Regions from separate parts of the Mus musculus genome. Here all the other regions are linked to region 7. Evidence: chromatin loops called from intact Hi-C (ENCODE). Cell type or tissue: left cerebral cortex. All regions are shown on one strand. Region 1 has its middle 85 kb from the start of Nat1. Region 2 has its middle 59 kb from the start of Npy1r. Region 3 has its middle 33 kb from the start of Gm24274. Region 4 has its middle 50 kb from the start of Gm24677. Region 5 has its middle 80 kb from the start of Npy1r. Region 6 overlaps Naf1 (nuclear assembly factor 1 ribonucleoprotein). Region 7 holds the start of Npy1r (neuropeptide Y receptor Y1).

Evidence for each region. A loop is a pair of places that touch in the nucleus more often than their neighbours do. Peaks named below come from ENCODE experiments on the same cell type or tissue, not always from the same donor. Only the 100,000 strongest peaks of a DNase experiment are listed, where the experiment ranks them.
Region 1: a loop joins it to region 7, with 7 times the contacts of the local background. A loop is called at or near these places in 13 of 42 quality-filtered maps.
Region 2: a loop joins it to region 7, with 5 times the contacts of the local background. A loop is called at or near these places in 3 of 42 quality-filtered maps.
Region 3: a loop joins it to region 7, with 16 times the contacts of the local background. A loop is called at or near these places in 2 of 42 quality-filtered maps.
Region 4: it touches region 7 in a loop (6-fold over the local background); 5 of 42 quality-filtered maps call a loop at or near these places.
Region 5: a loop joins it to region 7, with 5 times the contacts of the local background. A loop is called at or near these places in 4 of 42 quality-filtered maps.
Region 6: it touches region 7 in a loop (3-fold over the local background); 5 of 42 quality-filtered maps call a loop at or near these places.

The regions. Positions count from the first base shown.
Region 1 is chr8:67,403,700-67,407,699 of GRCm38, forward strand. No RefSeq gene overlaps it. Among named protein-coding and RNA genes, the nearest start is that of Nat1, 85 kb to the right of the region's middle. In left cerebral cortex, a CTCF peak has its summit at 2,488 (motif pointing left); a DNase peak (open chromatin) is centred at 2,479.
Region 2 is chr8:66,754,317-66,758,316 of GRCm38, forward strand. No RefSeq gene overlaps it. Among named protein-coding and RNA genes, the nearest start is that of Npy1r, 59 kb to the left of the region's middle. In left cerebral cortex, no CTCF peak of the experiment used is centred here; DNase peaks (open chromatin) are centred at 1,993, 2,535 and 3,724; H3K27ac peaks cover 1,525 bases.
Region 3 is chr8:67,177,977-67,181,976 of GRCm38, forward strand. No RefSeq gene overlaps it. Among named protein-coding and RNA genes, the nearest start is that of Gm24274, 33 kb to the right of the region's middle. In left cerebral cortex, no CTCF peak of the experiment used is centred here; DNase peaks (open chromatin) are centred at 2,207 and 3,957; H3K27ac peaks cover 349 bases.
Region 4 is chr8:67,326,804-67,330,803 of GRCm38, forward strand. No RefSeq gene overlaps it. Among named protein-coding and RNA genes, the nearest start is that of Gm24677, 50 kb to the left of the region's middle. In left cerebral cortex, a CTCF peak has its summit at 1,876; a DNase peak (open chromatin) is centred at 1,848.
Region 5 is chr8:66,775,085-66,779,084 of GRCm38, forward strand. No RefSeq gene overlaps it. Among named protein-coding and RNA genes, the nearest start is that of Npy1r, 80 kb to the left of the region's middle. In left cerebral cortex, no CTCF peak of the experiment used is centred here; a DNase peak (open chromatin) is centred at 2,341.
Region 6 is chr8:66,874,393-66,878,392 of GRCm38, forward strand. Naf1 (nuclear assembly factor 1 ribonucleoprotein) reads left to right here. Exons shown (of 8, transcript NM_001163564.1): 3 at 3,275-3,368. Among named protein-coding and RNA genes, the nearest start is that of Naf1, 16 kb to the left of the region's middle. In left cerebral cortex, no CTCF peak of the experiment used is centred here; a DNase peak (open chromatin) is centred at 2,102; H3K27ac peaks cover 1,176 bases.
Region 7 is chr8:66,695,547-66,699,546 of GRCm38, forward strand. It overlaps Npy1r (neuropeptide Y receptor Y1), which reads left to right and starts at 1,876. Exons shown (of 3, transcript NM_010934.4): 1 at 1,876-1,976. In left cerebral cortex, a CTCF peak has its summit at 1,577 (motif pointing right); DNase peaks (open chromatin) are centred at 1,675, 2,393, 2,992 and 3,279; H3K4me3 peaks cover 2,814 bases; H3K27ac peaks cover 1,888 bases.

The DNA.
Region 1 (4,000 bases), 710 kb after region 7:
CAACTGGTTTTAATGTATAGGTAGGTTATGGAACCTTTAGGTGCTAGGGAGTACATCACTGGAGGTGAGCTTTGAGTTTGTATGGCCTTGTTAGACTTCCTATTCCCTTTGTTTCCTGTTTATGAGTAAAGATTTGATCAGCCAGCCTCCTGTTGCTGCCTTCTTGTCAGACCCTGCCCTCTCCATCTATTACGGACTCTCCCCCTGGAACCATAAGTCAAAATACACCCTTGCTTCCTTGAGTTGTTTTTGGTGGTGGTATTTTATGACAGCAACAGAAAAGTAACAAACACAAGAGGCCATCGTTGAATCGTGTTCAGACATCTCTGCAGTCTTACCTTTTACCTGGACTGCCTGCATATCTGTACTCATTCGCATGCTAACCTGTGGACTAGGCTAAATTGCAATTATCTAGCTTTCAGGAACTCTTCCCTATAATAAGTTCCTTCCTAACAAGACTCTTTTAGTACCCATCCTAATTCCTGACAAACAGGTGATGTAACTACCACCCAGCATGCAATTTTGATTACAATTCTGAGGCCACTTGGATATGTTTTTTCCCCCAATTGTAATTCTAATTAGTCCCAAGTCATTGTGATTTTCTTTGTTCTTGACTATGTTGATTTTAATATTGGTTGGAATTCTTGCTATAAGTTTGTAGGATCAATAGTGAACTTTACCAGTATCCTGTCATTCCCCTCTTAGACTTCTGCTTGCTACTGTTTTAGACCCTGTGTGTCCCTCTGTCTCTTTGGATATGCTGAGCTAGATAGAGAAGTCTTCCTCATTCATCCTCACAATGTTACTTTGGGCAAGATCTAAAACTTTTGAGATCCCATTACTATTGACATTCCCACCCTCCATGGGAAAATCTGCCATTAGCCAGAAGGTTAAAGTCGCTTCTTCAAGTCCCCCACCTCCATCCATCAGCGAGGTGATCAGAGGCAACCCCAGTTGCTTATTTTCACCTTCTACCTTCTTCGAAACAGGATCTCTGGTTCAACACTGTGCATCCCAGGCTAGCTGGTCATCAAACTGGAAGTGGAATAAGAGATGTGCACTATCTATGTGGCTCTTTGTGTGTCCTGGATCTTCCAGCTCAGGTACTCGCCTGTGTGCAGTAACACTCTACTCACTTAACCCCAATACCAAGGCGTTAGTTTAAATTTTCTGTATGTGACTCTTTCACTCTGGGTCTTCTAATGCTACAGTGGCTGTACCTTCACCAATGGCCTCCTCTAGCCTCTTATAGGGCCAAGCCTCAGCTGCTCTCCATGACCCCTGCATGCCTTCAAAACCGGTACCATCTGGATGACTCACACTACCAAGTTCAGTTGACAGTGCAAGTTACAACCTCAGCTGCTACTGGAGCACAGCTTCTGTGTGATGACCCTGAGGAAACACTTCTCGGAAGATTCACCTCAGTGATGTTAGTCTCTTCTTAACCACTGCTAATTTTTCTAGCTCCAGCTAACCAAAATAAATTGCCCTAGAAACAAAAATGTTTCACTTCAATGCTGCTGGTCTGTTATTAATCTTCAGCTCCAGCTAATCAGAGGATCAGAATCCTAATTCAAAATAGAAAACGGTCCTAATAGAGTCATTTCTTTTATCTTAATGGCTTTTTGTTTATTTGCATCTGAGTTTACTTAACTTACTAACTAAATAGACACAATTCAGCATACAAATGATTTGCATAAAAAGAGATTATTACAAGTAGTAATATATATGTAACAATTCAAAGCTCTGTCTTTCAACTAGGACATACAGTGTTTAAACGTCCCTCTGAAACGTGACAGGCCAGGCCTCCATTGCTTGCATGATCCTCAACACTCTTATCCTATGAAGCAGCTCACTAAGCTTTGAACATTTCATAGCTTTTCTAGGCCAAAGTTCCATAGTCCTTCAACAAACCTCTGCAAAACAATACAGTTAGGTCTGTCCCACGATACCCCTCTATGCTGGTACCACATGTCTTAATTAGGGTTACTATAGGTGTGATGCAACACCATGACCCAAAGCCAAGTTGGCAGGGGAAGGGTTTACTTGGCTTACACTTCTTATATTGCTGTTCATCACTGAAGAAAGTCCGTACGGGAACTCAAACGGGGGGAACCTGCAGTCAGGAAGAGTTACAGAGGCCATGGAGGGGTGCTGCTTACTGCCTTGTTCAACATGACTTGTTCAACTTGCTTTCTTATAAAACCCAGGACCAGCAGCCTAAAAAAGGTACAATCTACAATGGGCTGGGCACGCGCCATCAATTAGTTTGGTGTTATGGAGGCATTTTCTTAATTTCGGTTCCCTCCACTCAGATGAATTTTAGTTTGTGTCAAGTTGACACACGGTGCTCACCGCAGCCACTGAATAGAAAATCGACCTCTGTAGTTAAGGGTCTGTCTTTTCCATCAAGTCAAGGTTTGGAAACCAGAGCTCTTCTTCGGAGTCATAAATCTAATAAAATTGAGCTTGTACTGACATCTTGTGGCCATTTTGAGCTTCACAACTCGGCACTAATTCTGCAGGGACAAAGCATCTGCTTTGGTAACTAACCACTTTCGGATGGTTTGCCCCATCCGAAGTTTTAGAATTAAAGAAAGGGAGGCTGGTTTGGGTTTATTTGTTGGCTTGCTCACTGTTCATTCATTTGTTTCCATGGCTCTGAGAAGCTTTAAATATGGCTAGGAAAAGATTGCTCCCTTCCTTGTAATAGTGTGACATGAGCAGAGACTTTGTGATCTTGCCCCTAAACAGGGTGTTTTTAATGTCACACCAAACAGCTTGCCAAACCCTAATGATCACTTTTAGCACTCTTGTCTGTAAGGGAAACCCTGAATCTTATACTCCTAGGAGGAATGAAGAACGTAGAACCATCACTAAGGAATTCTCTGATATTTCACCAACCCTACAGTACCTGCACTGTAGTGAGAGATATAGCCTAATACTGCTGGCTGCAGCAGCCAAGATCTCTTTGGAGACCTCTTTTCAGTGATGCTGGGATTTTGATTTCCCTGCAAAAGGGATTCCAGGACCTGTGAGCTTGGAGCTAAGTCAGTGTTTAAGGTAAGCGAAGACTTAGTATCACCATTTGGTGTTTTCACAATAGTTCTATATGTGATTTTGTCACTTTTGAAATGACATTCTTCAAAGTACTTAAAAGATTAAGTTAAAATGTTTGGGTATACTTCTTGTTTGAAGAGATCCTCTTTGTTAAATGAGACTATAGGATGGATAGTTTGTGTCAGTTACACAGTTTTGCTGACAAGAAAGGAGTGATAGTAAGACAGAAGTTAGGAATACTGAGTCCTGCATGGCTAGGTGTAAGGGCCAGCACAACATGGTTCCTGCTCCCAGAACAGAGCCATCAGGGTATATGCTTCCATGATGGTCAATGGTTGCTGCAGCAGAAGGCTTATTTTTATATTTCACTTGATGTTCCTCCTTCAAGGAAGGTCCTCGCTGTTATAAAGTGAATGACTCCATGATAATTAGAACAGGAGTCCAGGGTATGTCTGTGTCTTTAGCAAACACTGGTAAACACTGGGACCTTCAGGACAACCTTTAAGGCTGTAAAAAAGAACTCTAAAAACTCGAGTAGGAAATATATAATGTCTTAAATGTGTAAAATATAAGGGTACAATATGAATTCTATAAGGAGCTTCCCAGATATATAAGGAACAAAGGAAGCTGAACTATGAGCCAACTTGTCAGAAAGATACTAAGGAAGGAGATAAAGAGATTTAGGAAGTGGTGATTGCAGTAGATCCCACCCAGGTAAGATTTTTGTTTATGCTTGCAAGGGTAGACAGATGCCTGAGTTCGAGGTCAGCCTGGAACAGAGAAAGGTTAAGCCCAAGCATAGTAGAAATGTTAGTTTCAGGGTAGGGTTCCACTCAGCTACCTTATCATTTGTGCTTAACAGAAGCAGGAAGCCCTCTGAATTCTTTTGCTATGAAGGACGTCATGGTGTGTGCTTTGAGTGTGAACATGGCTCCACATC
Region 2 (4,000 bases), 59 kb after region 7:
CCATGAGAAGATGTGGATCATGAGAACATGGTCAGGAGAAGTAGACCCTGAGGTCAGGCTAATAGAGCAAAATTAACCAGGGTGAGATTCATGCAGCAAGTACTTGGAGAACACAGCTGGGAAAATAACAGTCTACCATATTGAAAAATCACCCAGTAATTGTTCCAAAGTCAATTTAAAAAGTCCACAGGACTCTGCCTCAATTATTGGGGGCTGGCTGGTCTTATTAATAACCAATAGAGTTTATTAAAATCCATTTACAAAATGGTGTATAAATGTGTGTGTGTGCATGTGTGTGTATTTATGTATGTATGTGTGTGTAGTCTGTCATGTAGAAAAAAACATATCTGAGTCTGACGGTGGTGGCACATGCCTTTAATCCCAGCACTTGGGAGGCAGAGGCAGGCAGATTTCTGAGTTCCAGTCCAGCCTGGTCTACAGAGTGAGTTCCAGGACAGCCAGGGCTATACAGAAAAACCCTGTCTTGAAAAAACAAAACACAAAAAACAAACAAACAAAAAACAAACAAATAAACAAAAAAACCCAACCATATCTGAAAAAAAAACACAATCACAATCACATTGTGACTTACTGCTGCATGAAAAAACTGGATGAAATTTTGAATTATCTTTTAAATTTCTTACGTTTGTTTTGTTTATTTGAGACACACTCTCAGTATTTTACAGCTCTGGTTGGCCTTGAAGTTCACTACATAGACCAAGCAAGCTTCAAAGTCACATAGATCTGCTGGCCTCTGAGCAATCTTTTATTTTTTTTAAACATTTATTTATTCATTTAAAGTGTATGTGTGTTTGGGTGTGTGCAAGGACACTATGTACGTGTAGGTATCGAAGCAGGCCAGAAGGAGGTGTCAGGTCCTTCCTGAACCCATCCTCAACCTCACCAAGAGGAGTCAAGAGAAGGGAATTCCTCTCCTTCTGGTGGTAATCAAAAAATTATAGAACTCTAATAGTTTTATGCCACTCTAATAGTGACCCAGGCAATGTTGTATTGTCCAGTTGGAAGACAGTGATTAGTAAGAGACTTGGACATAATACCTCAAATTGTGCAACTCTCCCTAAAGCCACAAACTAGTGCCACTGTCTTGTGGCAGCACATCTGAATCAGAGTTACAGTTGGTGGCAAACCTTGCCTTTGGAGTTTGAATATCCATAAACTGTAGTTTACTAAAACAATGCCATGTAGGGACATGACTCAGTTGCTAAAATGCTCACTGAACAAGAATTGGATGCCCAGAACACACACACACACACACACACACACACACACACACACACACACACACACACACACACACACGTATGCAGTGGAGTGGAGTTATAAGCCTAGCACTTAAAGAGGAGGGGACAAAGCCTGGGGTAGAAGCCTGCCAACTTAGCTCCCTTGGCAAGTTCAAAGCCAGTTAGAGGCTCTATCACAAAAAACAAACTGGACAGAAAAGAGACGTCAGAACTGAAATGTTTTCCTCCTTTCTCGCTTGTTTTTGTGATGGATTGGGTTGGCAATGAAATTCCAGCAGCCATACTTTCCGTTATTTGGTGCATGGTGAACAATTGAAACTGGATTCAACAGCATGTCTCATCTTCTCTTGTTTTTTCTGCTTCATTTAGTCTCATTCCAATGCAGTGGATGAAGCAGAATTCTTGCAGGCCGGGTTTAATCCACATCACACATTTATTCAACTGTTTAAACCACATTGAAACTTTTCCTTAAAGCAAATGTTCTTGTGTTTATTCTCCTTGAAATGTTTAGGCCCTCTAAGGACTGTTTGTGGCACCTGGGGATGCTTCTCTTCTTCAAGAGGCTATAAATGCACACATGACACCACTAGATGTTTCTTATTCCTTGTCATTCACAGTGGCTCTGACCCAGTGTGTGGAACCCTCCACATTCCACATCTATAAATGATAGGTGGTCCTGGATGATTTTCAAGTGTCTCTTGTTTCTAAACCTTTACCATGGTTTTTATATAAAGAACAGTGCTTGTGAATATGGGTTCTTGAGCCCATTGCGTGGGCTCACATCCCAGCTCTCCCACTTACCATCTGGATAACCTTGGGTGAATGATTCACTTACATTTATGAGTGTCAGCTATCTCCTCCGAAAAATGTACACATGGTTGTCTCTCCTGAACAGAGCAATGGAGGAAGTGAAACACATGTATGTGTACATATATGAGACAGGACTCACAAGCACAAGGCTCAAGTAGTATTTAATTTCATACCACATTCAAGAGTCATCTCTTAGTTCATGTTAATTAGGTGCTGGACACTGTGTTAATCTTTACATATCCATTCCACACAACTCTTTGAAGTATGATTTTGATTTCTATTTCCCTAATAAGGAAAATGAAGGCAAGCGACCTAAAACAAGGTAGCTGTGTAGCTGCAGCTCTACAATAGGTGCAGCTCTCAGCAAATGCCTTTCCTTTTGAATTCACATTTCCATACCATGTGGTTTATGCAAAATTCTATGAAATGGTGGCTGGAGAGATGACTCAGTAAACTGCCTCCTGTTTGCAGTATGAGAGCCTGATTTGGATCTCCAGAATCCCCATTGAAAAGCCTCCTGTGATGTCCCACATTTATAATCCCAGCACTGAGGATGTGGAGATAAGCAGCTTCCGAGGCTTAGCTGGCCACTCAGACCAGTATACCCAGCAAGCCACAGTCCAGTGAGAAACACTGCTTCAAAGAAACTATAGAGGATTCCTCAGAAACAACACTCACGGTTGTTCTTGGGTTTCCATATGCACACACCATCCATATTCACACACACACACCGTTTAAAAAGAAAGCTCTAAGAAATAGCTATAAATCACGCATCTGAAATGTAAGAACCATAGAATCACTGAAGATGATTGTCTCTGAGCTCATCAGGTCATGACAAGCTTGATGGCCACATGTTTCTTTGGCAATGAGAGATCCAGTTCTAGGAAACAGCCCGCTCCCGTAGCCCAATACTTTCCATCAGAACTTTCCCATAGGCACCTGAAGAAGGATGTGCTTTGTGTCCATACATTAACCAAATAATCCAGAACTCAGCACGTTCCAGTTAACTTTTGGCTTTTTATGAGCAGAGTGATATCTTTACTGGCTTCTTTTATTGATCCATTTCACAAGCTGGAGGAGGGAGACAAACAGGAGGACAAAAGGACAAGTGATCTGGAGGTAGATGAAAGGGGAACGGAGAAAACGGTCACACTAGGCCTTAAGCCAGCATTGTATAAGAGACAACAGCGAGTGAAATGTGATGGGCTTGTTTGATGCTCACCTTCTGAGTTCCTCCTTCTGTGAGTGGACTCCACATCCTTCCTTACTTAAAACATTGTACACACACACACACGTGCGTGCACATGCACATAAATATTCATACACCAAATAGTGGGAAAAATAGGAACCCATTTTTTTGTTGTTGTTTTGTTTGTTTGTTTCTACTAGGAAACTGAAAGCAAATGCAAAATAAATGTCCCTGGTTTCAAACAGTATTCCCTACAATGCTAATATAATATACTCTGCTCCTCTGTTTTCCATTATTTGAGAGGTATTCACTAGGAACCAACCACTTGAGTTAAGCACTGGAAACAGTGGGAGAGAATAGAGGAAACACACACACAGAGATTCTCCTTAAACCTGAGAGGTATAGCATGTGACTTATGATACGTGCAGGCCTGAGAAAGGCAGGCAGATGGTAAGCTAGAGGCAGTGGGAGGTGGTAGCTTCAAGGGAGGGAAGGGATGGAACAGTTCATGGTGACTTGTTGCTGGAAGGGAATGAACGACAGGATCTTTCCTCAAGGTGGTCATAGTACAGGGTCAACATTATACATACCCAACCATGACTAACATGAACAAGTACCATTGAAATCATCTGACAGAAGCTTATAAGATGCTAAAAAGCTAATGAATCATAGGCTAAGAATCAAGTTCTATTTTCTGACCATACAAGCTTAGAGACAGAGCTGGCCAGCTCAGATCTGG
Region 3 (4,000 bases), 480 kb after region 7:
ACTCTGTTGTCCTGTCCTTTCTGTCCACCTGATAACATTGTGTCTCCTTTCTTTTTCCTTTTTCTTTTTAAGCCCTTTTCCTCTTCTGACATACTTTCTTGTTGCTCTATAAGGATTTTCTGACCTGTCTTGACTGCCTCTACACACAGTTTCAAACAGTAACAGAGTCCATATATCAGAACAAACAAGACCAAAACTATCAGACCTACCCACAAAGGGTCAATGGGAGAAAAAAGCATAACTACACAGCGAGGATCTATTGATCACTACACTGAGGTTATCATAGTTCCTTAACTTGTCCCCAAACCGGGAACCTTAACTTGTCCCAAAACCAGGAACCTTAACTTGTCCCAAAGCCATGAACCTTTAGTTACCTTGTACCTGCTTCCTGGCAACGTTATATTCGCCTCTATTTTATCGGAGGTCCTTCCCAAACTCCTGGGTTACTTTGTGCCTACTTCCTGGCAACTTTATGCTTGCCTCTATTTTATCCGAGGTCCTTCCCAAACTCCTGGGTTACTTTGTGCCTACTTCCTGGCAACTTTATGCTCACCTCTATTTTATCGAGGTCCTTCCCAAACTCCTGGGGTCCCAAGTTTCACTCACTGTGAACTTACCCTGCCGGCAACCACTGACTGCTGAAAGTTCTGAACTCGGTGGGGGAGTCGGTTCCCCGTACGGGCCACCAATTGTCGCATCCGCTCTAGACCAGCAAGAACGACGCGACCACCAGTCCTTCTAACAGCAGTTTATTCAGTCCTCATCTTTCTTCTTTCTCTTCATCAGTACCGTTCCCCAGCTGAAGAGTTCTGAATCCACGCCGGATCCTTCTCAACAGTCTGTTTTACGGGAACACTTTATTAACCACTCCTTCCTCGTGATGCAGTTCTGAATCCTCCCTGTAGCAGGGGGTCTTCGCTCTTGCCTGAAGATGTTTCTTGTTCCCGGGTTTCGGCACCACTTGTTGCGCGCGCTCAACTGGCCAGGAAGAACGACGCTGCTACAGGATCCTTCTGCACACGTTTATTCAGTCCTGTTTCTTCTTTCTCCATATCTCCCTTGTTTATATCTCCCTCCCTTGTTTTTATATCTCTCTTGTTTTTATATCTCCCTTGTTTATATATCGCCCTCGTTTTTATATCTCCCTTGTTTTTATATCTCCCCCGAACCCTGGGCCTCTCACTCTTTTATACTCTCAGTTCACATCCACGCACAGCAGGCCACGCCACCTCACCAGGCACGCAGCTTCAGCTAATCAGGGCAGCAGGGGCAAATCTCCATCAAAATGGATTCACCTGTATCCTGGTACACCTGCGCAGCACTCAAGATGTTTGTGTCTTATATGAGGAAGTCAGGTGCAAGTCATATGACTTAGCTGCAGTCCCTGGCGCCTTTGGGACTGCCGCCACACCCGCTCCCCACAACAAGCCAGACCTCCATCTTCTGCACTGTTCTCAACATTATCTTCCAAGCTCTTACACAACATCTGATAGAGCTCTTCACAACGAATGAATTTCAAACCCAGAGTTCCAAAGTCCTACAACAATCCTCCCCAAAACATGGTCAGGTTGTCACAGGAATAGCCCACTATGCTGGTTCCAATTTGTCTTAGTCAGGGTTTCTATTCCAGCACAAACATCATGACCAAGAAGCAAATTGGGGAGGAAAGGGTTTATTCGGCTTACAATTGCATACTGCTGTTTATCACCAAGGAAGTCAGGACTGGAACTCAAAGCAGGTTAGGAAGCAGGAGCTGATGCAGAGGCCGTGGAGGGATGTTCTTTACTGGCTTGCCTCACCTGGCTTGCTCAGCCTGCTTTCTTATAGAACCAAGACTACCAGCCCAGAGATGGTCCCACACAAGGGTCCTTTCCTCCTTGATCACTAATTGAGAAAATGCCTTACAGTTGGATCTCATGGAGGCATTTCCTCAACTGAAGCTCCTTTCTCTGTGATAACACCAGCTGTGTCAAGTTGACACAAAACCAGCCAGTACACATACTTTAGCCTTGTTCCTCCTATTGGACTGTCTTTCCTCTATAGTATTTTCTGGGATCTTTCTCTGCTATGCTGTTTGCCTTTCTAACTTGCAAAGGCACTGGTATGTGAGGAACTGCAGTCTGCACTTCTCTTCCCTTATTTCAAATGCTGTGTTTTATTGGCAAGAGCCTCACCTGCAAAGATCCAGCATACCCCGCTGGCTCATTTCCTGCATTGATTTCTGTCCAGGAGCTTTCATGGAATTGTAATTTTTAATTGGATTTAGAAAGACAAAGAATAATCAAGTTGAAGGAGATGCATTTGATTGCTTCAAAATTCCCCTCTTACATTAAGGCTTGACTGCGTAATGAGGAAAAATATGGACAATGAGTAGAGGAAGGAACAGTGCAGAAAGAAAAGCAGTTTTCAAATCCACTCTGATTACAGTACCTTCCCATTCTCCTGGCTATAAGCTATCACTTTGTGATTTCAACCAAATGCCAAGGAGCTTGTTTGTCTCCAAAATTTTAGCAATATTTGTATGATGACTACATTTGTTTTATGTTACAAAATTTAAAAGTCATGTTTGGTGTTTCCCGGTATTTGAACAGGGTGTCTGACACATGCTTCAGCTCTTCCCTCAGTTCCATCATGACATATAAAATTTAACCTCTTTGATGTCCACTGTATAAGCGTATGAAATAACTCATGATTTATCCAAAATCTGTTTTAATTTATAAGATGAAGGCATTGTGTGAGCACACACACACACAAATGCACACATTAGACCAGTTTTATTGTGATTATTAAATTACATAGTTCCCAAATTCTTTGCCATACGGTTAACCTACAATTATTCACAAACAAGTTCATACACTTAAGAGAAACCATTAAACAATGGTCCAGCAAACCCTGATCAATGTGAAGGCTGTTTAATGCATCCAGACTTGTTAGATTAGCTTTCATCCGACTGTGACAACCAACAATGATGGAGAAACATACTTTGAAAACCTTCATTGAAAGATGTGATTATCCTTTAATGCCTACCTCAGAGGGCTTAATAGTATTATGTAGAGTTAGGGATTAAGTAGCATGGGGCATATAAAGCCTTGATATACAGAGTAGCTTTATTAAAATTTTAGAGACTTTTCTGATGTTATGATATCATGGCTTAAATCTAATAGACAGCTAAATAGAATAAAGGAAAAAAACCGACTGACAACATTTAGAGTTAATTAGATTCTGAGTATTTAATGGTACTGAATAAAAAACATCTATAATTTTCCTGAAAGTTATTGTGACAGATTTCAGTAATTGTAAATAACACTGGTGTTCACGCTCAAGACATTTTCCTGTCCAGAAAGTAAAGCTAAGCATTTTGTAATTTGGTGCCCTATTGTTCTGACATTTCCATGCCCAAAACACCTACTGTGAGATGCTTCTAGGACACAGTTAGCTTTGACATATTTTATGAAACACTAACTTATGAACATTGTTAGCACATTGTGAATAGAGATGTATCCTTTTTCTCAGGCCTTCATTTAGAGAATATTTTTCAATAGTTACTAAAGTATTTTGAGGAATATGTTCTGTCCACAAATAAACAGAAAAGTAAGAAGAACTGTTTATATTGTCATTATCTATCTACTGTGAGTTTTCCATTTAAAATAACTGACTGGAGAAAGGTCAATTTTAATGTGGCTATTTCCAACATTCCCTTATAAGTGCTGAGGTGCAAAGATGTATTCCGACAATTTGCCAGAGCTTCTAGTTATACACCATCAAATAAGGGTGCTAAAATAAGCTGTGGACACAGCTCTATTCTAGTAGATTCATTTGCATCCTGGGCATTCTCTAAGCCAACATCTGTGCATCAAGACCTGTGAAGCGGCTGGCATTTTACTCGACTGTAAAGCTAAGTTAGCCAGTGTGGTCTTATAGACATGACGCTTTTTTTTTTAGAAACAAAAGACACTACATTATTCATACCCAAAACAGCAACCAGCATTGACGTCAGCCA
Region 4 (4,000 bases), 630 kb after region 7:
GCATCTGTAATAGTGTCAAGTTTTGGTTCCCCCACCCCATGAGACTGATCTCAAGCTGGGCCAAGTCATTGGACTGACTTTCCATAAGTCTGTTCTCTGTTTTTGTCCCTGCAGTTCTTTTAGACAGGAACCATTCTCGGTCAGAGTTTTTGACTGTGAGTTAGTAACCCAGCCCTCCATGTGAGGCCCTGTCTGTCTACTGGAGATGCACTCTTCGAGCTCCCTCTTCCAATGTTGGGCATTTTGGTTAGGTTCATCCCAGACCCCACCATTTTATCCTGAGAGTCTCTCACCTCCATGGTCTCTGGTACTTTCTAGTGGGTCCCCTACCTCCCACCCACCGAGGACTATTCCTATTCATTCTCCTGGCCTTCTGGGCCTCTCACCTGTCCTCCCTCCATACCTGATTCTGTTCCCCCACCCAGGTCCCTCCCTCCTCTGCCTCTCCTTATTATTTTGTTCTCCTTTCTAAGTGGGATTGAAGCATCCTCACTTGGGCCTTTCTGATTGTTACACTTCTTACAGTCTGTGGCTTGTATCCTAGGTATTTTTTTTTTTCAATTTATCTGTGACTACATACCATACATGTCCTTTTGGGTCTGAGTTACTTCACTGAGGATGATATTTTCTAGTTCCATTCACTTGTCTGCAAAATTCACGATGTCCTTGTTTTTAATAGCAGAATCGGATTCCATTGTGAAAATGAACCACATTTTCTGTATCCATTCTTTGCTTGAGGGACATCTGGTTTTTTTCAGTTTCTGGATATTACAAATAAGACTGATATGAATATAGTGGAGCACATTTCCTTGTGGTATGGTGGGACATCTTTTGGGTATATGCCCAAGAGTGGTACAGCTGTGTCATCACTGTGGATAAAAGAGAGAAAATATCCTGAGGTATCAGGAAGAGTCCAGAGCAGAGAAAAAAGAGAAAGACTGGACACGGCCCGGGGCTAGAGAAACAGGATGTGTTTCATGGACTGTGAGTAGCTGGGATGGGGGAGCAGGCTTGTGAGTTTAAGGTAGAGGAAGGAGGAAGAGGTAAGAAGGGCCAAGATCTCATGGGCATTGAGGTGTTCAAGAGGAACTTGTGAATAGAGACTGAGGAAGAATGGAGGTCAACATGAGCTTTGATAAGCAACTGTGTGTGCGTGTGCCTGTGTGTGTGTGTGTATATATGAAGAAGCATATATCCCTTCTGCCAGAGGCAAATGAGATGATTCTGTAGGACAGAAATGCATTTCAGATGTTCCCGAGGAATGCTAGCTTTTATCTAATTACCAGAAATCCTTCTACAGTCCAGCTTGAGCTGGGCTAGACTCAATTTTGGAGGAAGATAGTGAGCCTGCTCCTTTGGGGGAAATTGGTTACTCTTTGGACCTGACAGAAGAGAGCTGAAGGTACCAAATAAGCAACAACCACAATTATTAACTGCCTTGTTGCTTAATTTGCATAATATTTGCTATGTTAGTTTTTGAAACTTAGTTCTGTACTAGTCTTATTAATTTAAAGTAGTTAATGAATAAATTGGTTTGAATTTTAAACTTACTGAGAAAACTACTAGAATGGTTCCTGATATATAAAAAGAGTTATATGACTTAGCAGTTATGACTGTGAATAGTTCTTTGAAGAATGGGAGAAAAGGCTCACAACGTTTCACATACTGCAAACAACTACAGTCACTAAAATCACTATTTCTCTCAGGCCCTGAGAGACAAACATTTTCCATTTCAGACTTGGCACAATCTGAAATTTGCAAAGAAGTCCCCAGTATCGCAGCTAGTTCACTTCTCAGGGGAGAAGGGAACCACTGGGTAGAATTTTTTGTGCAGCCTGGAACAGTTTTGATGGTAAAACACTGTCATCTAGTGAGAAGTTTTGATGACAAAATTCCCAGAGGCAAATTAAGTTGCCTGAAGGCTTTCAGTAGCAGAATTCAAATTCCTAAGATTTTGAAACAAAAGCCATCACCATTAGCACTCAGTTGGCAAAAGCATAAGAGTAGTTGTTTGGAGTGAGTTCAACATAAGAAGATACAGAGATTCTGGGGAACACAGACTTGTCTTACTTACAATTGCATAACTGAGTATTGATTTCTGATATTTTGAGAGGTACAGGTGTGTATGTTTTTGTTATTACTGCTCTGTTGCTAATTTCCTCTTGATGATGCAAATGCTAACTCCAGTGGAAGTTAAAGGATGAGTCTTTCAGTTTCCCTTCACTCAGTCCCTTGATTGACACTATCGGGATGAACAAAGTTGATCTAATTATGGGCAGATGTGTTATCCATTTTGGAAGAGGTGACAGACTCATGGATGTATGTCAAAGAGCAATCACAACTTCTATGTTTATATCGAAGTATGTCCTTAACATGGGAGGTAACCTCTATCCTCAGGTAAGACTCTCTGACGCTCACACTTTCAGCACTCTCTGACATTCTTAGAATGTTAATGTAATTTTTTCCAATGTTATTTAAATTAAAATGATGGCTTAGAGAACTTCTTATAATTTTTAAAACTGTTTAGAGTAATCTTCAGACATCTGAGATCTGCTAATGGCTGAGCAAGCAAACAGCTCACTGGCAATCAGCAAGGATGCTCGCTAATCCTGCCTAAAGAAACAGACAGAATCATTTCTCTTGTACATGCTATCCATCACATGATCTCCATTTTGTGTCACCTTTGAAAAATATACCCTGGATACACACTCCTTTGAGAGATTTAGCATGTGTAATTGGTATAAAGAGAGTCAGGCCACAAAATTCGTAATCTTTATAGTGTAGACTAGAATCCCAAAGACTCATGAAATAGGAATAGGTTGCAACTAAATAAATGAACAAAAGCATTCACATTTTCCTATTCTAAAAATTAGCATTAAAGCTCACAATAGTCAATTAGTGAATCCTTCAGTTGAGCTTATTAGTGAAGTCACTTTATAGCCTGCTGCTTGTGCTTAATGCTTGCCTGTTTTAAGTGGGTTTAAGAGCTTATATTAAAGATCTATTTATTTTTATTGGCCTTCTGATTTAGCTAAAATTGAGTGTAGTAAATCTTAAGTCTTAGTTGACTCACTTAAAGTGGCTATAATTCTTAATAAAACTTGAATACATCATTTTCCAATTTAGAATTAAATAATAGCATTGGTTATTCATAAGTTTTGTGTCTAATTTATCATTTCAATGCAATAAAATTCTTTCCTCGCACTGACATTTTTCTCACTTACATAACAAGTTAATTTATGTGTGTATGTGGTGTTTGTGCATGTATTGATATGTGGGGGAAAGCATGTGGAGACCGAAGATTGATGTCTGGCATCTTCCTCAGTTGCTTCTCAACTCACTGTTTGAGACAGACTCTCACTGAACCTGGAGCTCACTGGTTTAACTCAACTGGCTGGCCAGGGATGTTTTTCTGTCTCTCTAGCACTTGGATTACTGGCACACACACTACCATGTCCAACTTTGAAAGTGGAAGCTGGGGCTCGAAATTCAGGTCATTGTGCTCACACAACAAACACTTTATCTACTACGCCAGTTCCACCAGCATGCAAGATAGTATTTTACAGTACTTATTTTTAAAACAACTCTGTACTGCCATAACTGTAATTATCACTACGATTATCTGAAGATATAAATCCTAGGCTATTTGTGTTTATCCAGCTCATGACAAGCCCCAAACCCTGAGCCTTCTTTTCATAAGAGTTCAACACCCTCTGAAATTTCATGCTTTGATCATCATTCATCCTAACCCTGTTTCTCAGCTCTGGTCTCTTTTTTCTATGTACATTATACCTTAAGTTCGTTATTAACAACCTCTTATCACTTTTATCTTTGCTAAGAGTTCCTCTGATCTTACTAGGATTGCGCTGCTAGAACATCTTTAGCCTGGAGATGTGGTCTCTAGATTCTTTATTTTTTTCTTCTTCTTTTATTTAAATTTATTTTATTTTTAATTTATTTTTTAAACTCCATATTCCATTCCCCACTGCTCATCCACCCT
Region 5 (4,000 bases), 80 kb after region 7:
ACTGGTTCTTAGTGAGAAACCAGACAATGATGATATAACATACGGTGATACTTAGGTGTTTAATAACTGTCAAATTTCAAATTCACAGTTTCATCTGTTTTCTTCTCCCTGGGTTCTATTTGTTTTCTTACTTCTTCAGACCCTGTTATTCCATTTTACTCACATTACATATTTTATCCCACATTTTTATCCCACAATACATAAATAAAATGTTAACTAAAAATTAAAATTTCTGTGTTCTTTCTTTTTCTTTATTTGAAAACATGACAGTAAGTTGTATGTTTTCTATTCCACCACAGGAAAAATATAAGGAAATACATTTTATTAAGTGACTTTTTTTTTTTTCAAACTCTTATATGCATCACATACGAGAGATTCCTGTCTTTTGGGATAGATTCCAGGAGAAAAGCAAGTCAGAGACATTGATAAGGAAGAGCATCTGTACTTAGAATGAGCAGATTATTTTATTCCAGAGCCCAGCTAGTCTCCTCACTGATTTCAAACTTCCTTTCCATCAATTTACACATCCGTAAGTCACATGTGAGTCATAAAAGTGGCTGTCTCATGGAACTGCGAGAACTACATGAGAAAAATGCATTTAATGTTTTTAGAAAACACCTCCCAATTAGGGATCATTTATCTCAACACTCCTGGGTAATAAACTTCAGAAAGAATATAACAGCTGGCTCAGGGACTAGAGAGATGGCACCACTCTTGTTGCTTTTGTAGAGCACCCAATTTGATTACCAGCATCCACATGGTGGCTGAAAACCACCCATGAATCAGTTCCAAAACATTGAATGCCCTTCTCTGCTTCTGTGGATATAGCACACATGTAGTACAAACATACATGCAGACAAAACAGTCACATATATAGAGTAAATAAATCTTTTAAAAGGAGAAAGTAAAAAAAAATAATAAAAAAATGAACTTGTTCAAATGTGAGTTTTCTGGGTCAGGTGATGCTCAGTGATCAACACCCTGCTTTCATTTGCTGGCTGTGGCTATCTTTCACTGAAGAATTTATCTTCTGTCCGCCTTCCTTATTCTTGCCTATCTACCTACTCTTAACTGAGTAGATTCTGTAAAAAAGAGATCTTAGATTTATAGATTTAACTTCTCTTCAAGTTTACTCTTTAAAAAAATATTTATTTATTTTGCATGTGTCTGTGCACATGTTTACATTTGTGAGTTCATGTGCTTGTCTGTGGAGGTCAGAGCTCAACTTAGAGTGTCATTTGTCTGAAGCAAATTATTACAGTTTTGAGACAGGGTTGCACTACAACCTAGGATTAGATGATCTAAGGACCAGCCTGCTTCCAGCTGTCCATTACAGGGATTACAAATGTGTCACTGTGCCCAGCTTTTGATATAGTGCCAGAGAGGGAATGCAGACTTTTGTGCCTATCAGCAAGCACCTGCTGCTTAAGTCATTATCCTTCAGCCACTGACTCTCCACCCTTTCATAGAGTCTCTATTTCTATTTGTGATCACCTGCTAGGTGTCTTAAGTGGACCTACCAGGACTTTCCAACACAACCAAGTCAATGTGTATGTTTCAGCATAATAATAACTGGGTTATGTCTGGGCTTTCCAGAGTGAAAGAAAGAACAAAAGAATGAAAGAAAAGGAAGGGAGGGAGGGAGGGAGGGAGGGAGGAGAGGGAGGGAAGCAGGAGAGAAGGAGAGAGGAGGGAGGGAGGGAAGGAGGGAGGAGAGTGAAGGAGGGAAGGAAGGAAGGAAGGAAGGAAGGGAGGGAGGGAGGGAGGGAGGGAGGGAGGGAGGGAGGGAGGGAGGGAGGGAAGGAAGGAATAGTTAAGAGTTTGGATTAAAGGAATAGTTTCAAAGCTTTGCATTGTCAGTTTGTAATTCCAAGTAAAAATTAAAATAATTGCTCCTCATTCCCGCAAACTGCTGCTCTTCTTGTTTTTTTGCCTTAGACCTACAAGGTGGGATCCACAAGAACAGATTTTAGAAATCAAACATCACTTGCTAGTCATGTCCAAACACTTTAGGTGTTTACGTTGCTGAAGGAAGCAGTCCTTAGCAGATACGGAGTCTGTGCTTTCAGACTGACCATGCCGTGCTACTTACTCCCCTTCATACACCCGCTGCTTGTCAGAGCGGGAGAGGAAAATGTTTCCTCATAGAGAAATCTTAGGCTCATTGATTGGCGTGCTGCAAGTTCAATGAACAAAAGACAGATTACCAACAGATGTTTTTGAACGTGTGCAGTGCCAGACATGAGTGAGCCAAAAGGGTGGCTGGAATTTGAAGTCTACATACATAATTTAGTATGGTAAATGGAGAGAGAGAAAAGGTCAGTTCATTTAAAAAGCAAATACTTTTTATAACTCGCCGAGTCCAATTATTGCTGCCCATATGTGCATGGCTGTGGCTCATCTACGGCGGCATGGGCAACCAGCCAGTGGCCACCCCCTAAATAAGTGTGTTTCTCTATCCCCAGCAGCTGTCAACTGATCCTTTCCACGTGCGGGAATTTTACTGGCTTAATTTTGAGCAGATGACCACAGTCGCTATGAGTTCATGTGTGCACCAGCATGCCAAGCTCAGAGGACAGCAATCCACGGTCCTCCTCACCATCCTCTGGCTCTCACATTCTTCCCATACCCTCTGGTGAGTGGTTCCTGGCCCTATGGGGAGCACTCACTCAGCTACTCTCAGCAATTTGAAGAGTTTCAAGTCTCTGTATTAACCATTGCTTACTTCAGCAAAAGCTCTGCCTAAGGCTGAGAGAAGCACAAACTTATGGATACAAACCTAGATATCTAGAAGGCAGATTGACAGCAAGACTATTTAAAAAACATCATAGGATTTTCCCATTAGTCTCTGACTTCCCTACCTGTGGATTCTGGCTATGTTTATGGAGGCAGAGATGATTCCCTCCTGTGGAACAGGCCTCAAATCCAATTAAATGAGTGGTTGGTTACCCCCATAAGCACTCTTGACATTATTGCACTGGTGCAGATATTTTGTATGTCATAGCTGTAGGATGCAGGATCCACCATTGGGTAAAAACCACTTATGTCTTTCTCCCTGAGCAGTCTGAACAGCACCTTCCAGCACTAGGAAATCTAACCATCAGGGAGAGTTTCAGAAACCAAATGTTCTAAGGAAGATATTGGGTTGTTAGGAGAAAAGGAGGCAGATGTGACACTCTAATGACAGGTACATTTGGTTATGGTGCCAACATTTTGTTTCTGAGGTTTAAACTGCTCCTGGGGAGAAGGTAAATGACAACTCCATATTGGAGCCTCTGCTTCCAGCCAAAGAAATTTCATAAACGCAAATTCCTCTAGCTCAAAACAATTCTAATGCCAAAATTGCTTATTTTGAGTGATATATTCTGCCTTTTTAAAGTCTCTCTCTCTCTCTCTTTCTCTCTCTCTCTCTCTCTCTCCCTCTCCCTCTCCCTCTCCCTCTCACTCTCCCTCTCTCTCTCTCTCTCTCTCTCTCTCTCTCTCTCTCTCTCTCTCTCAGGCTAGCCTTGACCTCACTATATAGCTAAGGATGACTCGAACCCTGAACTTCTGGTCCTCCTGTCTCCAACTCCAAAGTGTGAATTACAGGCAAACACTACCATACTGATTTTATGTACTGCTTGGTATTGAACTCAGGCACCACCTTGCTAGACAAATACTCTCCCACCTGAGCTACATGTACTAGCCTTTAAATATTACATTCTGAACCTTCCACTATTCTTTTCAATGTTCCTTGTTCCAAAGTAAATCTGAGAAATCCTATATTAGTCCAAAATCTGGCTCAATTGCCCTTAGCAGTGCTAACCTCAGACACTTATTCCTCCATCTGTTCCCATGGCAGACCCTCCAGAGCTCTTTAGCATAGAACATCTGGTCTGTCTTAGAACCATGTTCATCCTCTCCTTTACTCAGTACCACAGTTTTAGAAGAATGCTCCCTACCATGCCTGCATATGAAAGTTGTAGGCCCTAGAGTGAAGCTACTGGGAGGTTAATAGACT
Region 6 (4,000 bases), 180 kb after region 7:
AATTGTGGTAATGCTTGCAGCTGTGGCTAGATGTGTCTATGCATCATTCTTGGCAGTAAGTTTTCTTAGGAAGCTTTTATTTTATTTTGAGGTGGTTGGGTTCAGGTGTCTTTCCTTTCTTGAGGGTTGTATATTAAATTATATTTTCATTTTCTGATTTTTCCTCTGACTAAAGTGAACATTGACTTCTGAGATCTTTGATTAGTTTGGAGTGGTAACATGGATCAGTTTATTTAATAAGTATATAATGAATGTGCTAGTCATCGTTCTGAGTGCTCTGGTGACTAGGTCCTAGTTACTGGGTTTATCTTCTCATTAGGGATGTGGAAAAAATGAATAGAATGTTAGTGTGATTTGAAGGAGGAGAAGTGTAGAATCATCAGGTAAGAATCTGAAAACATAAAACACTAATGCCGCAGAGAGTGTGCCAGTTACATTCCTGTAAAGAATCAAAGTTGGGCAGAGTGGCACACACACACTTGGGAAGCAGAGGTAGGCAGAGTTCTGAGTTTGAGGCCAGCCTGGTCTGCATAGTGAGTTCCCACACAATCAGATCTATGTAGTGAGACCCTGCCTTAAAAGAGCATGGAGGAAGGGGAGAGAACTGAGTTTGTGGGAGTGGGGTTAAGAAGGGGTGTGGGGGCCAAATACTAGGAATTTATGTTAGCGAGTAATTAGTAAAGTAGCTTATAACAAGCCCAAGTGCTAATGTAGGTATCAAAATTACTATACTGTGATCTCAGTCAATACTAACATTACTAATAAGACAATTCTGAAGTTTATCTGGTAAAATAAACATGTAAGAACAAATAGAAAAAAATGCCACTGAGAAAAATATTGATGAAGTCTGTAGGGAGTTAGCTCTTCCTGAGTAGATGAGCACCATAGTTGTTAATATACTGACAGTGTCACAGGTCAGTGGAACCAAACTGAGATTTTGGTAGAAATGTGCAAGGATAAGTATATTTAATATGTTAAAGTCTGCTGTTCAAGTCCATCTGGAAGATTATAATCTGTGGGGATTGCCTACTAGTATTTTAGGTAAAGATAAAGCCAATTTCTGCTCTACTTTTATACAAGAATAGCATAATGAATGAACCAAATAAACAGTTTTAGCAATCCTACAACTAGAGATGTGACAACAATGCTGGTGGGTTTTTGAGCAACTCAGAAGTGTCAGATGTGTACCAGACAACACAAGGGTCAAGGGGAGCAGATTTGCTGCATATACGAAACAAGGAAAATAGCCTTGAAAGTCCATAGTTCTTAGAAAAGTCAGTAAAAGATAAATCCTCCAGAAGAAAACTGAATACATTACATGTAGTCCTGCTTATCAGTCAAGTTTAAAGCAAAGATATTTAAAAACAAGGTATACTATCTTATTCTATATCAACTGGTAGAGATTTTAGGTTTACTTCTCAGGGGCATGATGTAGGAAATGTGAATTGATATAATGTAGGATAATATAGGAGGTCTGCTTACAACAAGAGCCACACAGTCATGTAAAAACATGTACGTCAAAGATTTTTAGCGAGTAGATAAATATATTTCATGATTACTATGTTAGATTATGGCACAGCTCTATAAGACCATATAGTAGGTATAAAGTATGATTGGGTTAATATTTATGTTTTGGTCTAGTAAAATATGCAGCTGTAAAGGAGATACGTAGCGTGCAGCAAGGATATAGAGTGGAAAGTGTCATGTAGGTAAAGCTTGTATTTGCGTAGTGAATGTATTTGAAGGGAACCCAGGCTAGTGACTAACTGGTGTGGGAAGGGTGAGGTCAGAGAATTTGTTCTTTACTTTGTATCCTATACTACTAGAGGGTATTTTTGTTCTTTTAACATGAACATATATTTTATAATTAGGACTTAATTTGAAAGTCTTTTTGATGTCTGATAACCATACTAACACTTTCAAAGCAGGAGGATCTTCTGTCTTTGTTGTGTTAATGTGTAAGTGGGGGCTGGACAGATTGCTCAGCCCTTAAGAGGATCAGTTCCCATCACGCACTTGATGAACACATCTGTAACTCAAGGTCCAGGGATTCCATGCCCTCTTCGGGGCTTCTTGGGGACCAAGCATACACTTGGTGCCCCCACATACTTGTAATAAAAACATACACATAAAATAATACATTTCAAAAGTGGCAGGTGGTTGTTCTCTTCCTAAATATGGTCAGTAGAAATTTGACAGTTCAAACAAAAGTATTTCCTTTAACACTAGGCATGTTTTTAACTCTGCTGAGGCAAATTGCTGCACTGTTGGCTGAAACCCTTGTAAGTAATCTTTGATTAAAAAAAAAAGTATATCCCAGAAGGAAGTATATTTGAGACATGAATAAATAATTATTTTAAAAATGTATGTTCCCACAGGGAAAAATGACTACCCAAGATCATTTGCATTATACTTTGTATTATTTAGATTTTTCTCATCTTTCTCAACATTTCTCCACACATTATCCTACCAATAACCACTAAGGGTATTGACAGAGGCTTTGCACTTTCAGGTCTCCTTCAGAAAGGGACCCATTTAGTCAAGGGTCAAAAGTAGAAAGCTCTGTTTACTTAATATGAAAGCTAACGTCAGTTTTATTCTTAGATTTTGCTTTAATTTCATCTATTTCAGTATTTAGTTTCTATAGCAACTGAGGTATGGTTTACAGTTGGGTCAAAAAAGAAATCTGTAGGTGTTAAGAAACTTATTTTTTAACCTGGAAAGAGAAGGTAGGAGGTAACATCTTTTCAGCTTTTACAGGCTACGTCTGTTTCCAAGAAGTCTGTATTTGATTGATAGCTGTCAATGTCAGACTTTCATGCTTCACACAGTACCAGGAGAGTTTGCTGATGTTTATTCTACTATAATTAAAGTCACATTAATTAGCTAGATTAACAAAACAGCTCAAAGAAGAGAACCTCCTGCTGTGGAGGAATGGTAGGTAGTTCTTAGTAGAACTCTTCAGATGAAATCTCTCTGGATTCCTTAATACAGCTTTTCTTTACAGAGGTCAGCTCTTGTCAAATGTGATTCGTAGTGTTTAAGTCTATATTCTTTGGCTAGTGTACAAAGAGTCACCGAGCCACTTAAATGTCAGCTGCAACCAGCAGTCCAACTAGCTGCTTACTGCAAAGGAGACACTAAGGGACCGCTTTAATCCTACTGTCCATCTTCAACAGTTTGCATTGCACTTTAAATGGAAAATAGATCTCCTTTTTTAAAAAAAAATATTTTTGAAGCTGCTAGAAGATTAATGTTTTCCACTATATTATAGGAACTACCTTCTGTTGAAGAACTCACTGTAATTCTGCCTGAAGACATTGCACTAAAGCCTCTTGGGAAGGTTTCAAGCATTATTGAACAATTAGGTATGTAAGTAACTTATAGTAATAAAATTGATGTTCAGGAATGCACTTAATGTCAAGGTCAAGGACTTGATGTATTAAATTTTTTTGAAACATGTACACTTTATCTTAGTCATTAAACTTGAAAGTATATTAGTAAATATTTAGTTAAATATTTTTTCTTATTTTTGTTTTTTTGAGAATTTTTTTAATTGTGTTTACTTTATTGGCTGTAACAAGTTCAGACGAATTTTGTGACTTAAAAACAGTATAAATTTTCTATCTAATAGCTTTGTGGAGTAGTCTAATATAGGTCTGGTTCTAGAAGGCTAAGCTCAGAAGTAAGTCTAAGAATGCTACAGCCTTTCTTAGGCTCATGGGGACTCCTCTCTTTGGTTTTTGTTTGTTTGTTTGTTTGTTTGTTTCTAGGCACAGCCCACAAGTTCCTTGTCTCTTATTTCTCTTCTTCATTCTTTTGTTTGTTTACTTGCTTGCTTTTTGCTTTTTTTTTGAAACAGGGTCTCTCTGTATAGCCCTGGCTGGCCTGGAACTCTGTAGACCAGGCTAGCCTTGAACTCAGAGATCCACCTGCCTCATGCTTAAAGGTAGAATTAACCCTCTTTGACCCTTCTGCACCCATCATTGCATCTGCTGGG
Region 7 (4,000 bases):
TCTTCAATAAATACTCATGCTAAAGTAATATAATTATGCCGTTGATGAGCATTTCCAAACTTTATACGATAAAGTTTGTCATAAAAATCTTTGGAGAGCAATAATCCTGGAAAGACTGAGTTGTGAAGTTAATGTCTCAGAAACCCAGCTTTATAAATGTGTCTTGAGGGGGTGTCTCATAGAAACTAAGGTAATAAAACCAACTGCAATTGGCCATATTAATGCAGACCTTTTAGAGAAACTTAACTAGTATTCTTGGAAACACTTAAGTACCCAAGTCCACATTATATTCACAAATTCAAAATAGTTCCTGGCATGAATGATGCCCCATGAAGACATAATCTTGGTAAAGAATTGAACCATTTCCCCTGTGGTTCTCATGACAGACTAAAAAAAAACTGCCTAAGACCAGTGTGACTTAGAGGGGCAGAGTAGACCAGTGAGTAGGAGAGTGTTCCTAAAGGAGGATGGGAGAGCACTGTAATCCCTGAATTCTTCCTATTTCCGTTCTCATGTGATTAGTTGTGTGACACTTTGCTTTTAAACCATTAGAGGGTTTTAACGTACATGCATATCTGCTGTCCTACAAACACTGTACATTTCAATCAGATCATAATCCTCTTCCAATCATAGAAAAATGTGCCCAGTTACGAATATGTTAGCTTTCCCACAAAACAAATCCCAGAGATCATATCAACTACATCTCTATGTATGAATCCAACCAAACTTTTATTGGTAAATAATTCTTATTCAAGCTAACCTTTAGAAAAGGAAAACAAATTTTTTCTTAATAGTACAAGTTTCATTGGATTTCATGTCATGGGATTTCATTGGGATTTCACTTTGAAGGCAAATGATCTTTGTTATTTTGTAATGAAATGTGTGCATCCTAGGCGACATCTGTAGATTCGGTACTTGTTAACAGTTTGAATTTAAACAAGTTGTAGTTCCTAGATAAGTAAATTCTGTGTGTATGCACCTGTGTGTGTGTGTTGTGTGTACATTACTCAGCCTTGACTTTTCAAAGTGCAATGAAACCATGTGAGTTATGAAATCAGTGAATCAATAATTAGCCGGAACCATCAAATATCAAGGACAAGATTTGCAAGGACCATGTCTTTTGAGCACACCCACAATGTTCCATACCGTAGCAGATAAATCACCGGGGAAATTGCATTGACTTTTTCTGACCAACAGGGAAATGCTGGGTTCATCGTGCCCCGGGCCCGGTTTCCTGCTCCCTTGAAAAAAGAACTAGTCACTGAGAACAAATCTGACTCAAATGCATTTTCTTAGTGAAGAGAAAAAAGGGTCAAAGGCTCTCAACTGAGATCCGCTACTTTGGCTTTTTTAAGGACTTCTTTTTTGTTCTCCTAGACTGGGGAAAATAACTTCTCGGTACTGGCGTGCGGAATATTTGAGCGTCACAAAAGCAGCGGCGGCGAACCCATTAACCGAGGCTTTGCGATGAAGTGCATCTTTCCCCCTTCCCGTAAATATGCTCTCCCCTCCATTCTTGACTTCAGCTTAAAGCTCGGACTCTCTCAGAGGAAAAGGACTTCGCCACAAGATGGCACTGACCTGCAGACAAAAGAAATAGCGGTGGCATTGACTTTTAAAACAGGCTTGTAAATGCGCCTTGCTTGAGTCAAGGACTAGTGGGGTGAGAGCTCCGTGCGTACGGGTCTGAAACATAGCTTAGGTTTAACTGCTTTTCTTTCCAGAATTCCTAGGCAACGCACCTCCGAGTTGTGCATCCGAGGTGTTGGGAGGAGGCTGTGGGGGAAACCTTGGGTGATCCTCGTGGGGTGCCATCACATGATCCTGGATGAGGTGGAGTTCGGCTTTAAGGGGGCGTCTCTTCCTATCTTCCTCAATCTTTAGGGTTTGAGCAGGAGAAATACCAACAGATCTTTTCTCCCTCCAGTGACACTCGTCCCGCTTCAACAGAGGTGAACAGACGCATTCTTTAAAAGGTAAGTTGCAAGTTAGTGTTTTTAAGGGACTTTTGAGAAATCTCTTATTGATGGGGTGAGGTATGAGAGGAAAGATGCGGGTGTCTGATCCAGTCCTGGGAATGGAGCGGGCGTGGAGTCAGCTTCTCGGTTTGACTCCCAGTCGGAGCAGGAGGTAGTATAATCTAGATTGTGGGACAGGTCTGGGGCATTATGGATGTGAGACCTCAAAGGGAAAGTGTACATCTCTCAGAGTTCGCGCATCCTGGCGTCTTGCACTTGGGGGTTCCAGAAGGAAATAAGTTTTCCTCTCCTCCTACTCTCCTAGAAGTCAGGGGAGGTGCCCCTGTTGGTCTTTCCTGAACCAAGATAGTCTTCCTCGTTTTTTTTTCTGTAGCAGGCTGGAGCCTCTGCCCAGTTAGAAATCCAGGAGTTTTCCCGGGTAACCAGAGAAGATACATTGGGCAGGGGTGGGGACGCCAGCTTTCTCAGATGCATTTGTCCTGCTTCCCACCACGTGAGAAAATGTGGGGTGCCCAGAGACACGGAGCCCAGAATGGGAGAGCCCCTGACCCACTCCCCTGTATACCCCTCTTTCAGGCTGTATAGTGCACCTTGCAAGACTTGTGCCTTGTCTTCTTGTTTAGTAGTTTTAACCACCCAACACCTCAGCTCCTTTTTAAAAGGCAATTAACTGTGTTGGTTAGCAGGTTAAGGATGAACTAAAAGCGGGAGGGGGGAGGGGGGATTTAGTGCTTAGTAGGATAATCTGCTGCTCCCCAGGTAGATTGCAGAGATGCTAATGTAGGAAGGACCCTTATTGGGCTTATGAGAAAGACGGACTGGCCTCCGATTCGAGCCTTGCATGTTCAATTGGGCTCCTTCATTTCTGCTCTGTTCTCTCATTCGGGTAGAGGCGCCCTGATAAATTAGTTGTCTTTCCCCTCCTCCGTTCTTCCCCATCTCCGTGTGTGTGTGTGTGTGTGTGTGTGTGTGTGTGTGTGTGTGTGTGTGTGTGTGTATGCTCGCGCGCGTGCAGGGAGGGGAGTTAAGAATGGGGGTAATCAGGGAGAGTCACATAGTTATACAATACAAAAAAGGGTAGTGAAAACAGAAGTTTTGATTGAATGTACCAAGTTTCCCTCTGGTTAACTCCTAGACTCTAGGACCTAGAGCATGAAAAGCCGGGAAAGGGGAGGAGAGGAGGGGGGGGGGGAGAGGAAATGGAGATGAGGTGTGTCTTCTACTTCCACTGTTCTTTTAATTGGAGTGCTCTGTGATTTGCACAGAAGAGAGGACTACTTCTGCAGAAAGCCCAATACTTTGCCCATCCAAGAGACAGAATGTTCTTCCTCGATACCATTTTCTAGGGTTTCCTTATAATTGTCAATAGGCAGCTAACTGTTGAACAAGCCCTTCCCCCATTCCCCAGAAGGAACAGGGAATTATGTAAGTCGTTTAGATAAGCTAGCAGTAACTTTGGCTGTGTATATCACGGCTTATCTTTTTTTCCCAAACAAATGAGGGAATTTGAAGAAAACCATGCACTCGCGCGCACACACACACACACACACACACACACACACACACAGAGCAGGTTATGCCCCAAGAGCTGTATTTTATGGTAGAAACAGCACTGTGAATATCGATCAGGAAGGGCCAGCATTCCAAGAAGGAAGAAGAGGAACTGCCCTGGAAGGGTGGAAGAGGGAATCAATTTGCCAACTGTTAATGTATGTAATGTCTTGGAAGGTCCATGGCAGCTGTACTGAAATTTGCTCTTTAATTCTTGTAATACTTACAATTGTAAGACATACATATCTGAGATATACGGAAGAGCAAACACCAGCTTGTTTTCTTTTACAGTGAGATGCAAACTCTTTCTGTAGAAAAGTACTGCTACTTTCCTGACCTTTATTCTTTCTCGGAGATTTACTAAGGTAAACAAAATGTAACTTGTATCTAACACGCAACTGTTTTCCATAACTGAAATGGCTATTGCTCCCATACTTAGCAAAATAAGGATACTCTGCATTTTCTGTATA